2 separate regions of the Homo sapiens genome follow, and region 2 is linked to region 1. Evidence: chromatin contacts called from ENCODE Hi-C or POLR2A ChIA-PET data. All regions are on one chromosome and are shown on one strand. Each heading gives the region's core, a stretch centred on a gene start or an enhancer-like site at or near the end of the contact. The rest is flanking DNA. Distances are from core to core; before and after follow the strand shown.

Region 1 (6,868 bases), core at 1,363-3,862:
AAACTCAGGAAGGCTGCAGGGTGTTAGCAGGGGTTGGCATCCTGCAACCTGCTGCCTGCTTGGTAAGTAAAGTTTTACTGGAACAAGCCACGGTCCTTTGTTTACAGAGACTATGGCTGCTTTCTCGATCAGCGGCAGAGTTGAGCAGTTGCCATAGCGACCACATGGCCTGCAAAGCCTAAAAGGCTTTTTTGCCAGGTTACCTGGCTCTGGACAGAAGCAGTGTGCCCATCTGGTGCAGGGGATGACACCCAGGTTATGGCACCAGGGAAGCCTGGGATTTAACCCTCCTCTGCTCACTTCCCAGCTGAGGGACCTTGGGCAAGTCCCTGATGTCCCTCAGCCTCCTTCCTTTCACCTACAGATGGGACCTGCGGCTCAGCTTAGGGCTTAGCAGGACTCTTCTCCGGGCCATCAAGGAGGGGCTATTTCCACTCAGGTTCATGTGAAGCTGTTTTCGTCTAAAGATCAGCTCCTTAAAAGGCAAGGGCCCTATTTATACCCCCAGTTGGGTTTTGGGGGTGACTTAACAAGCGCTGACTATAATGGCAAGTGCATGGGGCCCAGTGAAAGCAGGGTGAGTCTCCGAGTGAGGCGGTCATCCTGAGCACCAGCTCCTCTTGCGTGGAGGGTATTTCCTGCCCGCACCTACCGCAGAGGTCTGCTTGCGGAGAGAAAGGCAGGATGAATGTAGCTGGAGTTCTCAGGAAGAGGCACAATGTGATATATTGTGTGTGTGTGTGTCGGGGGCCCGCTCAGATGAACTATGGCAAACATCCGGCAAATCCAAACACTGGGCAGGAAGATTCCTTGGGGACACTCAGCCGCAGCCTCATGGAACCAGTTTTATAGCTGCTCACTTCTTAATCACTTAGAGCGGTAAACCCCCCAGTTTACAAGCTGTTTACTTGCCTCGAAAATGAATTACCCCTTAACAAATCAAAATGTCAAGATGGCTTTTCCCGAGCTGCCTATTTATCAGGGCCATGAACAGAGGGCCAGCCAGTGTAGTAACAGAGTTGGGATTACACCTTGTATGCTCCCGACAATGACCCCGGCTGGAAGGGATCAATGACATAGCCGTTGCCAAGGTGGTCACAGGCCCATTTGAAGAAGACACGTCTTTTCTCTTGCCCTCTTTAAAGCCATGGTTTATTACAGCATCATAAACCTGGTTTATTATCAAAAGACATCTGCAGTGGGACATGTAGGGTAGCAGATGAGAAGCTGGCACTGCAGTCAGGATGCTTAAATTCTTTTATTTTGGGAATGGGTTGGGATCAAGTCATAGATTGGCAGTAAAATCTGCATGTACTGAGTTAAACAAACAAACAAACAAAAAAATCACCAACTACCGATCCCATCCATTTGCAGGGTCTAGCTGAGCAGAGGTTACTGAACACATCTCTCCCTCACCCACTTCTACTAAAACTCCCACTTCCCTCCTTTCCACTCTCTCTCCCTTTGCCAGTGGCACTGAGACCAGAAAGCCACAGTGACTTTTGGCTTTTTTTTTCCTTTATTTTGCTGGATGGCCAAGGCCCCCCACCTGCAATTTCAAGGGGTTTTTCCCCAAATCAAAGTGGCAACACATCAGAGAATCAGGAGGGTGCTGGGGAGAATTCAGGGTGAATGTCTATGGCCAGAGCGCCCTGTCCTCTGGTTCCTGCTTCATCCCAGTCAGGCAGTCCCTGATGAACTAGCTTTGGCAGAGGTGCCAGAGGCTTTTGGTGTATGAATCAAACACACTTGGGCTGCGAAGTAGGTGCAAACACACAGACAAGCCAGAGATCGTGCGACAGGAGTGAAGGCAAACCGGCCTCCCTGAGATCCTCTCCAGTGATAACAGTCTTGGCTCTCCCTGGGTATGCTTCAAGGACAGCCTGCAAAATGTGTATCAGAGGCTGCATGGACTTTCACACCATCTGACCAATTCCACACCTGCAGCATCCCATGCTGCAGACGACACTGTGGGTGGATGCACATACCGAACTACAAGGATATTCAGCATATTGGTGTGCAGAACAGAGAACAGAAGACAGCTGATAAGTCCAAGAACTGGGGAAAGGCTAAGTGAATTCTAATCCCTCTAGATGATGAAATTCCCTGCTGCCAACCAACACGCTGGTAAGAGAAGACTAAGTGTTGGGGGAAATGCTCAAGATGGAGTCAATGAAAAAAGGTTAGAAAAAGCATGTCCCATATGTTTCCGCTCTTGCAAAAAATTTGTGCTCTCTTTCCCCCTTGTCCAGAGCAGAGAAGGCAGCTGGAGATTTGAAGCTGACACAGTGAGAGAAGCAGGTAGTTGTACTGCAGTGAGTTTTGTTATTTTTTGTGCTTGTCTGAATTTTCCAAGACTCCTATTGTAAACCTTATTTTAAACCAAAAAGAGAAAAAAAAGGGAGGATGATGGAGGGAACACAAACTGCCTGGGAACTGGATAGACTCAAGCTCCCGATCCTAACATCCTCCTGAGATCTGTTCTGCCCTCTGAAGCTCTCTCCCCTGGACTCACCAAGAGCAGGGCCAGGCAGGCCACTCCAACAGTGGGGGGAAACTATGCCCATGGTGAGACACATCCCCCACTTCCCAGGAGCCCCCAGTTTCACGGTCGGGGGGCGCAGCCCAGAGTCTTCCTGTTGCCCTCTGGCCGTGTTCTGCCAGTTATTTTGGGAAGATGAACTAATGAATAACGCTCTGGCATTTGTGAAGCACAAAAATACCAAGAAAAGGTCAGTCTTCTATTTTTAGGCCCACTGACAGAAGGAAAGCTGGGCTTGGAGTCAGAACCCCAGGTTTGAGTCCAAGCTCTGCCCAAACTGACTTCGAGACCTTGGACATGCCCCCCTCCTCCTCTTCTACAGGTCTTTAAGCTTTCCCCACCAATAATCACTTAACCATGTGATTCAAGATTCAGAGCCGGCCAGCAGCCGCCTAGGGGCTTGCACACGAGTTTCGCTTTGCTTATTTATGTTATATGTGTGTTTGTTGGAGGTACCACCATGGACACGTTGGGAGCTTTTACACACAGACCTGGATTTCTGCTTTCTTAAAAAATGAAAAGATCTGGCTTTATGGGGCCCCATTCCTGCAGGACAGCAACGGGAGAGAGATGAGCAGAGCTGGGTCCCTGCTCTTGCAACTTGCCTGGCCGTGTGGGCGTTTGAGTTGATAATCTCTGCTCTTTATGCCTAGATTGTTGGTCAAATCCATAGGACTCAGGGAAGCTGGAACCCCCAGATATCTTTCGAGTCAAGGCCCTCCTACAACCCCAGAATCACTGGGTGTGCATAGGAGTGGGGATGTGGAAATATGGCGATCTGCCTCCAGCAGCCTAGGTCAGTCCTCAGACCTCCTACCAAGAACCACTTGCTCTCAACCTTTGCTAGGCCGTTCCCTCGGTCTGGAGTTCTGTTTTGCTTCTTTTCTGTCTTTACAAACCCCTGCCCCATTCTTCATGGCTCACGCAGCTCAGCATTAGCCTGGGAGGAGTCTTTGCATAAGGTAGGGTTAACTATTCTCTCCCCTGTGCTTCTGCAGCAGCTCTGTCCAACCTTGGGGCCTTGATGGCTGTGTAGGAGTCGGCCTACCTAAGCAGGGCATAAGAAATTTGACTGCAAAGATGTTTAGGTATTTAGTGTGATGATTATCATTACATTAATAGCTAGCACCTGGAATCCTCTAGGTTAAGAGGGTTTTGTTCACTTTATTGGGAAGGCTTAAAACAAAAAAGCAAAAAGAAGAGGGTTTTGGACAGTGTTCTTGATATTGTAAGCTGTCTCTCAATAACCATTCTCCCTTTCGGTTGCAGTTACAGAACCCAGAAGCTAGTCGTGGCCAAGTGACTAAGTTGTGACCAGTGAGATAGAAATGAATGTGGCATGTGGGATTTCCTGGAAAGCTCTTTAAAAGGAAAGGGGGTATATCCTCCTCCATTCTGCTTCCTGGAAAATGGATGCAATGGCTGGAACTCCAGCAGCTGCCCTGAGCTATGAGGATGAATCACACATTAGGGACAGCAGAGCACTGAAAAGGAAGGAGTTTGGGTCCCTGACGTCTTTGTGTATCTCTTGACTACAAGGCTTCTTTTACCCGAGAGGGAAATTAACTTCCCCTTTGAGTTTATCTTTACTATGTAGTTGAACTTAATCTTAACTGATACAGTTAGGGAAAAAACTTTGTTAATGCGGGGATGTGAGTTAAGTCCCCTAGGGACAAGGGACGGGCTGGCTCCCAGAGTTTTTGGTGCAGAAAAAGCTGCCCTGTACCTGCTGGGTGGAATCTAGGTGTGGTGGGCTGAAGGGAAAGAGGGAAAGGGGCAAGTGAGGTGGGGAGGTGACCCGCCACCTAGGGCTTATGAAACACTTGGTCAACTCTTTCCCATGTGGTGCAAGTGGACTTTTTGGGTAGAAACCAGAGATGGGACCGAGTTTTTGTCTGGGTTCACACCTGGTCACAGAGATTACACACAATTGTTAAGACCCAGAAAGAGCGAGGCCCGAGAGAGACTAAAGGGTGGGAAGGGCTTGGATGTGTGTAGGCACAAAAACTAGTGGGCTTGCACCAAAAGTTTTCTGAATCTCCAAATGAGCAGGGACGCCCCCCGACCTCTGTGGCCTGCCTGGAGTTGGTGCCGCTTTGCACTTGGTAATTACTCTGAGGATACTGGCCATGTGACTAAAGTGCAACTATTTCAGGCTTAAAAAAAAATCTACCCTTGGAAGATGTGAAAACTACCTGAGATTATAGGGGATTCCACAGGAACCTTTTAGGGAGCTGAAAGGGAAGGAACCCAGTTGGCTCTGAATTCAATTTGGGGATTCTCCACTCAACTCAAAAGCACTAACCTCGCCCTGCAGCCTCATTCCCTACAGATGCCCTTACATACTACCTGTTTCCAGGAAGGGTTTGAGATGGCTTATGTTATATTTTAAAACCCAAGCCTAAATGCCATAGATACTAAATACTGAAAGCTACTAAAACAAAAAGTAAATAAGAACCCGACAATAAAAGGTGAAAAGTTATATCAGAAAGACTTCAAGCTATGGGAAGCTAATGTCACCATTTAACTCTGAGCTTCCTAGGAGCTAAGACCACAGGGAAAAAAACAGGCGATCTACACGACACACCAATTCACCCACAAGGTTTCTGTCCCATGAAACCCTCCTGGGGCATGTCTTTGAAAGCAGCTTAATGGGAGACACAACTGCCTGACTGCAGATGGAACCTCATTCCTCAAAGATAACGCCCTATGACAGCCCTTTTCAAACATTTTTTCTAAATGGTGAAACTCCAATTTATACATGAGATGAAAATGGAACTGCTCGGGCTGGCATGGTGCCTTACCAAGGAGGGCCTTCCCCTCCCCTTTCTAGACACTTCTGTGGATCCTACTTTTGAAAATCAGACAGGGCAAGGCTGGCCAGCCCGGTAATGTAATGAGGAGGGGCTGGAGATAAAACACTGGTGGTCCTCTCTATCTGTCATCTGTTTCCCTTTATTTAATAGACACACGCACACTGAGAAACCATTCTCTTCTATTAAAACAACAGTGCAGGCATGCTAATACATGCAGTCCATGGGACATTCAGCTTTTGTGCCAGGGAGATGGCAGGGCCTGGTAGAGACTGGGGCAAATCAGAAAGCACAGATTCCAGCTTCTTCTAACTGCTGCTGCAGGAGAACATGGACCTCAGTATGGCCGCAGTCTCCAGTTTGTCAAGAGAAGCTGGATATCTGGATTTTGACATAACACCTCCTGATTTTGAAAATGTTGACAGCTTCATTCATACTCCTTTTGAAAATTAAGAAGTGGGAAACCCCAAGCCAGCGAAGCCAGGCCATCTATCTTGTGAGCCGTTTGTATGCAACCAGAGGGGTCTCCAGCCTCTGTTTTTTTTTTTTCCCTGAGCTGGAGTCTCGCTCTGTCACCCAGGCTAGAGTGCAGTGGCATGATCTTGGCTCCCTGTAACCTCCGCCTCCCAGGTTCAAGCAATTCTCCTGCCTCAGTCTCCCAAGTAGCTGGGACTACAGGCATGCACCACCATGCCCAGCTAATTTTTGTATTTTTAGTAGAGATGGGTCACCAAGTTGGGCAGGCTGGCCTCGAACTCCTGACCTAAAGTGATCCTCTTCCCTCGGCCTCCCAAAGTCCTGGGATTACAGGTATGAGCCACTGCTCCCGGTCTCCAGCCTCTGTTTTTAACCCCAGGGTGTCTGTCATACCTTGGGGCCTCCTTGACCAAACTCTGGAGGTGGGGGGCTTTTGAGTCTGAGGTATGAGACTAAGACATTTAAATCTCAGTTAGAGGTGTGTCAAAGAAGTCCAGTTTTCAATAGACCTCTTTTAGGAAAAAGCTCTAAGATTTGGACAGGAGAGCTGCCTGCCCTAAGAAAAACCTACACTTATTTATGGTTGTTGCAGATTGCAAAGCATAATATAAAACCCGCTGAGGGCTGATTCGGGAGAAGCAACCCGTGCATTTTCCACAGTCTCTGCCGTGAATGAGGACCATGAGGCGTGGGTGCCCTGAGCTTGCCTTTCATTAGCAAATTCATTCCGAGGCTGTGGCTCAGGTTTCTGACGATGCAGTGTTCATATTTTCTCACCACCCATCACGATGCTGGGAAACAGTAAAAAAAAATCAATCGGCCCTGTGACCTCGCACACAAACTGAAGACAGCAAGTGTGCATGGCCTTATTTCTCCCCTTGTCGGCTCCTTCCTTGGATCTGCCCTTTCACCTCCCAGTGCAGCCTGCCAGGTCCCTGGGGCGAGAGATGGGGGGCTGGGAGGTGACTAAGTCTGGGACTTCAGCTGCTGGTGGCTCTGGACAGATTGCGGCTTACTAGAAAGATCTGCAGGTGAC
Region 2 (6,868 bases), core at 1,687-4,186, 44 kb before region 1:
AGGCAGTCATGAAATTCCAACCTCACTTCCTCTTTTTTTTTTTTTTTTTTAGAGACAGGCTTTCACTCTGTTGCCCAGGCTAGAGCACAGCAGCACAGCCTTGGCTCACTGCAGCCTCGAACTCCTGGGCTCACGGGATTCACCTGCCTCAGCCTCCTGAGTAGCTGGGACTACAGGTGTATACACCACCACACCCAGCTAATATTTTAGCTTTTGTAGAGACAGGGTCTCATTATGTTGCCCAGGCTGGTCTCAAACTCCTGGGCTCAAGCGATCCTTCCACCTCAGCCTCCCGAAGTACCAGGATTACAGGCATCAGCCACCATGCTCAGCTCAACCCCACTTTCTTACGATCATGGTAGGTCACCCAAGCCTTCAATGGCTCCCCAGGGCCAGTCACACTGAATCCCAGGTCTGCCCTTGCTCATTGCCACTGCCTTGATCTTCTTTCTGGCCTCCAGGACTGTCTGCTGGGACCATTGCCGTAGTCTTTTGCCTGGTCCCCTACTCTCCCAGTCTTGCCCCATCTGGTCTAGCTTTTCCTCCTAGCAGCAGACTGAGCTTTCTGGAACCCAAATCTGACCACGTCCCACCTCCACTTACAGTATGTCACTGGGTCCCACTGCCCGCAGGCTGGCATCCAAGCTTGCTCTCGCCCTGGCATTCAGGATCAGCTGCCTTGGATCTACCCCCTGCCAACAGGTCCCCACCGAACCCCACAATCTGACCCAGATGAGCCATCATCCCCAACACTCCCTGTCGTGTCCCGGAAGCCTGACCTTGACCCTGGTCAGCTGTTTCCCACACCCCGAATGCACTTGCTGTCCTTCCCATCAACATGGGCTCCTCCTTCAAGGTTGGTCCGAGTGGTTGCCCCCAAGAGGGGCCTCCAGGATTCTTAGTGACAAGTGACAGAATCCAAATGTGGCTCATTCAAGCAGAAGAAAAGGTATTAAACAGATATTGGGGTATGCAAAACTCCCAGGAAGGCAGGAGGATCCCATGGAAAAGGGGAGGCAAGACGTCACCCCTATTCCTACCACAGAGCCAGCCTGGTGAAGTCCTCCTTCTTCACAGCTGCCAGGAACTCCATGTGGCCCAGGCTCCCCCCAGAAAGAGTCCTGGACAGGACAAGCCTCCAATTCAAACTCCAGAGCAGGTGCCTCTGATTGGCAGAGTCCAGTCACATGCCATGCCCTAGCTGCAAGGGAGGCAGGGAAAGTGGGTGTGGACTATTTGGGCTCCTCCCATGGAAGGCGGGCTCTACTTGCCCATTGTCCTATGTGGGAGGAGTTTCCTAACTCTGGGGTGGGAGTTCAGAGAGTTAGGGCTCATAGACTAAGGCTCTGTGCCTCCCCAAACCTCAGCATTCCCCATCTCAGGAGAGGCACAGTCGAATATCTGGTCACTCAGTCCTTGACACAGCCCTCTGCTGCACCCCAAGTCCACAGGTTCGACTTCCTGCGTGTGTCTTGCACCCATGGGCATTTCCACATCTCTGCCTCCTTCTCTGTGCAAGCTTCCGTGATGAGTCTCCCATGCAGTGGAGGAGACAGGCACTAAAATCATGAGGACAGCCCAGTGTGATACATGCTGTGATGGGGACATGCAGGGAGCCTAGAGGAGGCACCTGGTCCAGCTGCGGGCATCTGGGAAGGCTTCCTGGAGGTGACACTGCTGAGTGTTGGAGAAAAAATAGGAATTATAGAAACAAAGGTGTTAGGCCTTGTGCAGTGGCTCACAACTGTAATCCTAGCAGTCTGGGAGGCCAAGGTGGGCGGATCACAAGGTCAGGAGTTCGAGACCAACCTGGCCAACATGGCGAGACCCCATCTCTACTAAAAATACAAAAATTAGCTGAGCGTGGTGTACATGCCTGTAATCCCAGCTACTTGGGACGCTGAGGCACAAGAATTGCTTGAACCCAGGAGGCAGAGGCTGCAGTGAGCTGAGATCGTGCCACTGCACTCCAGCCTGGGTGACAGAGTGAGACTCGGTCTCAGAAAAAAAAAATAAAGAGAGAAAGAAAGGTGTTGGAGGCATCCTCTCAGGCTGAGGCAACAGCTTTGCAAAGCCACAGAGGTGCAAGGGGGAATTCCAAGGAGTTCTGGCATCACCAGGGGTAATGTGTGAGGCAGAGTTGTCAAGAGATGAGACCACTCAGGGTGGAAGGTACCCAATCACTGCTGGCTTATGAGGCCTGGCTTTGAGTGAGGGCTAGGTGCCAGGGCAGGGGAGTGGCATGGTCAGATGTGAGCTGAGAACGACCCCTAGGAGAGGCTGACCTGGGGAGCAGCCAGGGGTGTGACAGGACTGTGGGGAGCAGGAGAGGGACTTGACCTGGAAGACTCAGCTGGCTTCTGGGGGCAAGCAGAAGTTTGCCACTGCTGCTGCGGCATGTCTGGGCGAGGCAGAGAGACGTGGGCAAGTCCCTGGCCCAGTCTGGTGTCCTCAGTTTCCTTATGTGTAAAGAGAAGGGTGTGGTGATCTCCAGGCCAGGGGCTGAGAGCCATTGAGGCCACCCACTTCCTGGTCCTGTCCGCCCCACTCCCACGATGTACCAGGAGCTGGGGATGCAGTGACAAGAAGTGGAAGCCACAGCCCAGCTCTCATGGGCAGTGGGTCCGGGAGTGGACATGCAGTGATGACCTAGGTCTGGGCTGAAGAAGCTTTTCCCAGCAGTATGTAGCCCAGCACGCAGGAGAGATGCACCAGGAAAGGGATCTTAGCCGTTGACAACTGCCCTCCCATAGCAGCCCCACTGGGGCCAGGTTTCTTGGGACAATCAATGCCATCATTCCGGGAAGCCTACCCCAGGAGAGGCCCTGATTTCCCCCCATTTGCATAGCCACAGTAACAGGAAACAGGACTCACATTGCCTCATCAGTGCGGGCTGGGCCAGGCCAGGCCAGCTCAGGGCTCAGCTTGGATGTCCCAGCCTGGGCTGCCTCCTGGACAGCTGGCAGAAGCCCCATCTGGGCACTCCATCCGGTGGTGGCCAGACAGGTGGCCCGGGAGCTCCAAGGCTGTCCCCAGGCCCACCTGGATGTCCGACATGAAGGCTCCAAGCAGCTCAGCAGCATCCCCTGGGAAGGAAGGGGGGCTGTCAACAGTGACAGCTGGGTGCTCTATTGGGGTCAAAGTGCGCCGAGTTACTGCCAAGCTATCCTGGTTCCCAGAAATGATGTGTAGAACTTCCTGCCGCAAGGAGTGTGGCTATCTGCTACCTGGCCCCCCTCCATCCTCTCCCAGTTTCCCCCAGCTCCCTTCCAGAAAGCCAGGCTTTCAGCAGGAAGAGTGTTTCTCGGATGCCGTTCACTGGGTGCTGGGTGTGACCCAAGGCTCCACGTGCTGAGCTGGGTCCAGAAACCAGGAGTTTGGGGTGCAGAGAAGGGGCAAGCTTGAGTTTAGCCTCATCAGAGCCAGGTGCCCCTGGAGCCCTGGACCTCATGGGCCTCAGTCCTCCCACATCTGCCATGGGGATACTTGTGACTACCTCTCAGCGTTGACAGGAGGCACTAAAAGGGAAGGCGCTGTAGCAGTGCTGGTGACTGCGATACTAGCGCTCACGTCTGCCTTAGTCCCAGTGCTCCGGCCGCGTTGGGGCAGCTATTGAAAGAGAAGCCAGATTTCAACATTATATGAAGAGACAATGTGGTGGAAGTTTAGCCCTGTCCAAGATACCCTGTGGACACAGCCTGACCTGGGTTCGGATCTTGACTGTGCCACTTGCTGGCCGTATGACCCAGGGTGAGCTCCTCAGCTTCCCTGAAGCTCAGTTTCTGCATCTGTAGAATGGGAATGAATAGCGATGTCCATCCGTTAGGGCTATGGTAAGGAGTCGATGAGACACCACATGAAAGGGACCCGATAAAAGGGAAGGTGTGGATGACGGGGTCACGAGCCCACTGAGAGGATGTAAAGCTCAACCCTATAGCGGCTCCTGTGGCAGAGGCTGGGGTTATGGAAATAAGCCCCCGTGGCCGTGTTAAATCAACCCCCCAGAGAAGTCAGAGGCAGTGAGGAGGCAGGAAGCACTCAGTCCTAGACTAGGGATCCAGAAGACTAAGGAAGGCAAATGCCTGGCCAGTGACATCTGAGGAGGCTTCCTGGAGGAGGGGATGTCTGAGCTAGTGTCAAGGATGGACAGGTTTGGCCACCAACGTGAAAGGTCACATCCCAGGAAAGCAGCCAGCTGGGGCAAAGGCAGGGTGACCAATGTTTCTCTGCAGGCGTGGGAAGGACAAGCCACGTGGTTGAGGGATCACCCACTGCCTCCCCCACAGACCCCTGACTCCACCTCTCAGAGCCCTGAGCCTCCAGTCATGGGCACAGCCATTCTCTCTCTCACTCCAGGTCTTCAGACCCCTAGCAATGGGGATGCCCCCTTTCCTGGCATCACAGGAAAAAGTGGTGGCACATACCTGGTGGTATGGACCCTGTCCTTCTCCATGGGCCCCTGCTCTTCCTCCTCAGCATCATCGTTGCCAACATTGTAATTTGTAACTGTTTTCTGGTCATTTTTCTATGCAAATAATTTTTGAATGAACAAAATGGGGTTATGGTTTCCAAACTCTTACAACTTGCTTTTTCCTCTAAGGATACACATACCATGAGCATTTTCCCAGGGAAGCAATACTCCAAATCACCATTTTATTTTATTTATTTTATTTTGAGATGGAGTCTCATTCTGTCGCCCAGGCTGGAGTGCAGTGGTGGCTCACTGCAACCTCTGTCTCCCGGGTTCAAGCGATCCTCCTGCCTCAGCCTCCTCAGTAGCTGGGATTACAGGCATGTACCACCACGCCTGTTTTTTTTTTTTTTTGAGATGGGGTCTTGCTCTGTCGCCCAGGCTGGAGTGCAGTGGTGCAGTCTCAGCTCACTGCAAGCTCTACCTCCCGAGTTCACGCCATTCTCCTGCCTCAGCCTCCCCAGTAGCTGGGACCACAGGTGCCTGCCACCACGCTGGGCTAATTTTTTGTATTTTTAGTAGAGATGGGGTTTCACCGTGTTAGCCAGGATGGTCTCAATCTCCTGACCTTGTGGTCCGCCCACCTCAGCATCCCAAAGTTCTGGGATTACAGGCGTGAGCCACCGCGCCCGGCCTATGCCCGCCTAATTTTTGTGTGTTTAGCAGAGACAGGGTTTCACCATGTTGGCCATGCTGGTCTTGAAATCCTGACCTCAGATGATCTGCCTGCCTTAGCCTCCCAAAGTGCTGGGATTACAGGTGTGAGCCACCTCGCCTGGCCTCCAAATCACTATTTTAATGGCCCCATGGCATAGATGGACTGTCATGAATTTAACCAAGTCTGTAATCTCAGCAAACATTTCTTCAGGAGGGTAAGATGTGTGCAGCCAAGAGTACAAGGGTCCAGAGTCCTTCGGTTTGGTTTCTGACTCCACTTTTTTGTGTTTAAAGAGATGGGGGTCTCACTATGTTGCCCAGGCTGACCTCGAACTCCTGGGCTCAACTGATCCTCCTGCCTTGGCCTCTGGAGTAGGTGACTCTACTTCTTAGAGCTGTGTGACTCTGGACAAGTTACTCAACCTCTCTGTTTTTCCTTGGTTTCCTGAAAGATGAGAAACAGAGGAGCCCCTGCAGATGCCTAGTCATGAGACTCCCTTGAGCTCTTGGGTGTGTGGTGCTTAATGAAGCGCAGCGCCCTGGAGACAGACAGGAGGTGCCACGTGGATGGGGTAAGGGGTATTGTTGCTCTTTGTTGTTGCTATTTGGGCCAGGTATTGATTTTACAGTCTGGAGAGTGAAGGGCTCATGCCAAGTGGCATGAATGTTCAGAGTGACCACGACGGTTCAGTGAGACCTTGGTGCCTCTTCCCCTCCCTGGCCCCTTCCACGGAAAGCATCTGAGTCCCTTGCAGGGGGCAGGTCTCCAAATTCCCAGAAACATCTGGGGCTGGTTGGCCTCACAGGCCAATTACACCAGTGTCCCAGGAGTCTAGAAAGACGTTCTAGAAAGACACTCTCTGGGGAGAAAACCATACTGAAGTCTGCCCAAAATGCCACCATCACCCACCCCCTCCCTCTGGGTTCAGCACTGCCCTCTCCCTGGGTTCCCCTTTGCATGTTAAATTAATGCCCCAGAGAGGCTCTGCAGACGGCCCCAGTGACGGCCACCACTGGAGAGACTCCCTGGATGGATGGACAGATGGATGCAGCCCCAACTCCCCCACTCCCACGGGGCCCCAGCCAGAAGGCAAGAAAGCCCCTACCCAGCCTCTAACTGCTCAAAATCCCCAGCACCAAATTCCCCCAGCCTGGGGATCGCCAGGAGGGAGCCCTGCGTCCCCAGTGTTGGCCCCACCTCCCTTCCCCCAGGGGGCAGGTGCAGCCTAGCTCTGCTCTAGTGTCCCCTGGGCACTTCTGTTCCCAGACCAGGAGCCTCCCTCAGCCCCAAGCCTGGGCACCCCAAGGCTCTCCCAGGCTTGGGTGGCAGCATCCCTGGCTCTCCTTTGCAGGCTGCTCAGCCTCTCTGAGCCGTGATTTTCTGCAAAATAGGAATAATGGGACTATTAGATCGAATGACACATGAGATTGCCATTTTTGTGGGTCAAGATCAGACAGGCAATCAGCAATTTCTTATGGTTTCAGCAGACGGCTGCCTTCGGTAGGGAGCTGAGGACTAAATGAAGAAACAAACGAGCAGCCCTGGGCACAGAATTTGGCCCAACAAACTTTTCATTGTCATTCCTATTACTTATTGTGGTGGATGGGGCTATCCCTCTCCCACTTCAAGGATCAGCAAGCCCTGCCACTCGGACGAGGCTCCCTCTGAGGCCAGGAAGGGGCCAGGGGGCCCTTCCTGAGTCCTGCCCACAGCCCCTGACTCGCCAGGCTGGACACTCC

The links. Hi-C counts contacts between places; a loop is a spot of excess contacts on that map. ChIA-PET counts read pairs that join two places held with the same protein, here RNA polymerase II (POLR2A). Pooled maps may share reads with other maps.
Region 2: a loop to region 1 is called in a pooled map, with 2.5 times the contacts of the local background. The contact joins two enhancer-like sites. A Hi-C loop is called at or near these places in 2 of 168 maps with a recorded cell type or tissue (PC-9 and left cardiac atrium), 1 of 37 single-sample maps with no recorded cell type and 5 of 50 pooled maps. POLR2A ChIA-PET finds 5 or more read pairs at or near these places in 5 of 52 experiments (A673, GM12878, K562 and 2 more).

Annotation. Positions count from the first base shown.
Region 1 is chr16:11,157,960-11,164,827 of GRCh38, reverse strand. All of the region lies in intron 22 of CLEC16A (C-type lectin domain containing 16A), which reads right to left. Among named protein-coding and RNA genes, the nearest start is that of SOCS1, 95 kb to the left of the region's middle. Within about 2 kb of position 2,612, at least 5 of the 41 ENCODE cell types and tissues checked have a DNase peak (open chromatin) inside an H3K27ac peak, as active enhancers do.
Region 2 is chr16:11,202,188-11,209,055 of GRCh38, reverse strand. No RefSeq gene overlaps it. Among named protein-coding and RNA genes, the nearest start is that of SOCS1, 51 kb to the left of the region's middle. RefSeq lists enhancers at 1-64, 2,248-2,317, 2,328-2,417, 2,738-2,877, 5,691-5,770 and 2 more. Within about 2 kb of position 2,936, at least 5 of the 41 ENCODE cell types and tissues checked have a DNase peak (open chromatin) inside an H3K27ac peak, as active enhancers do.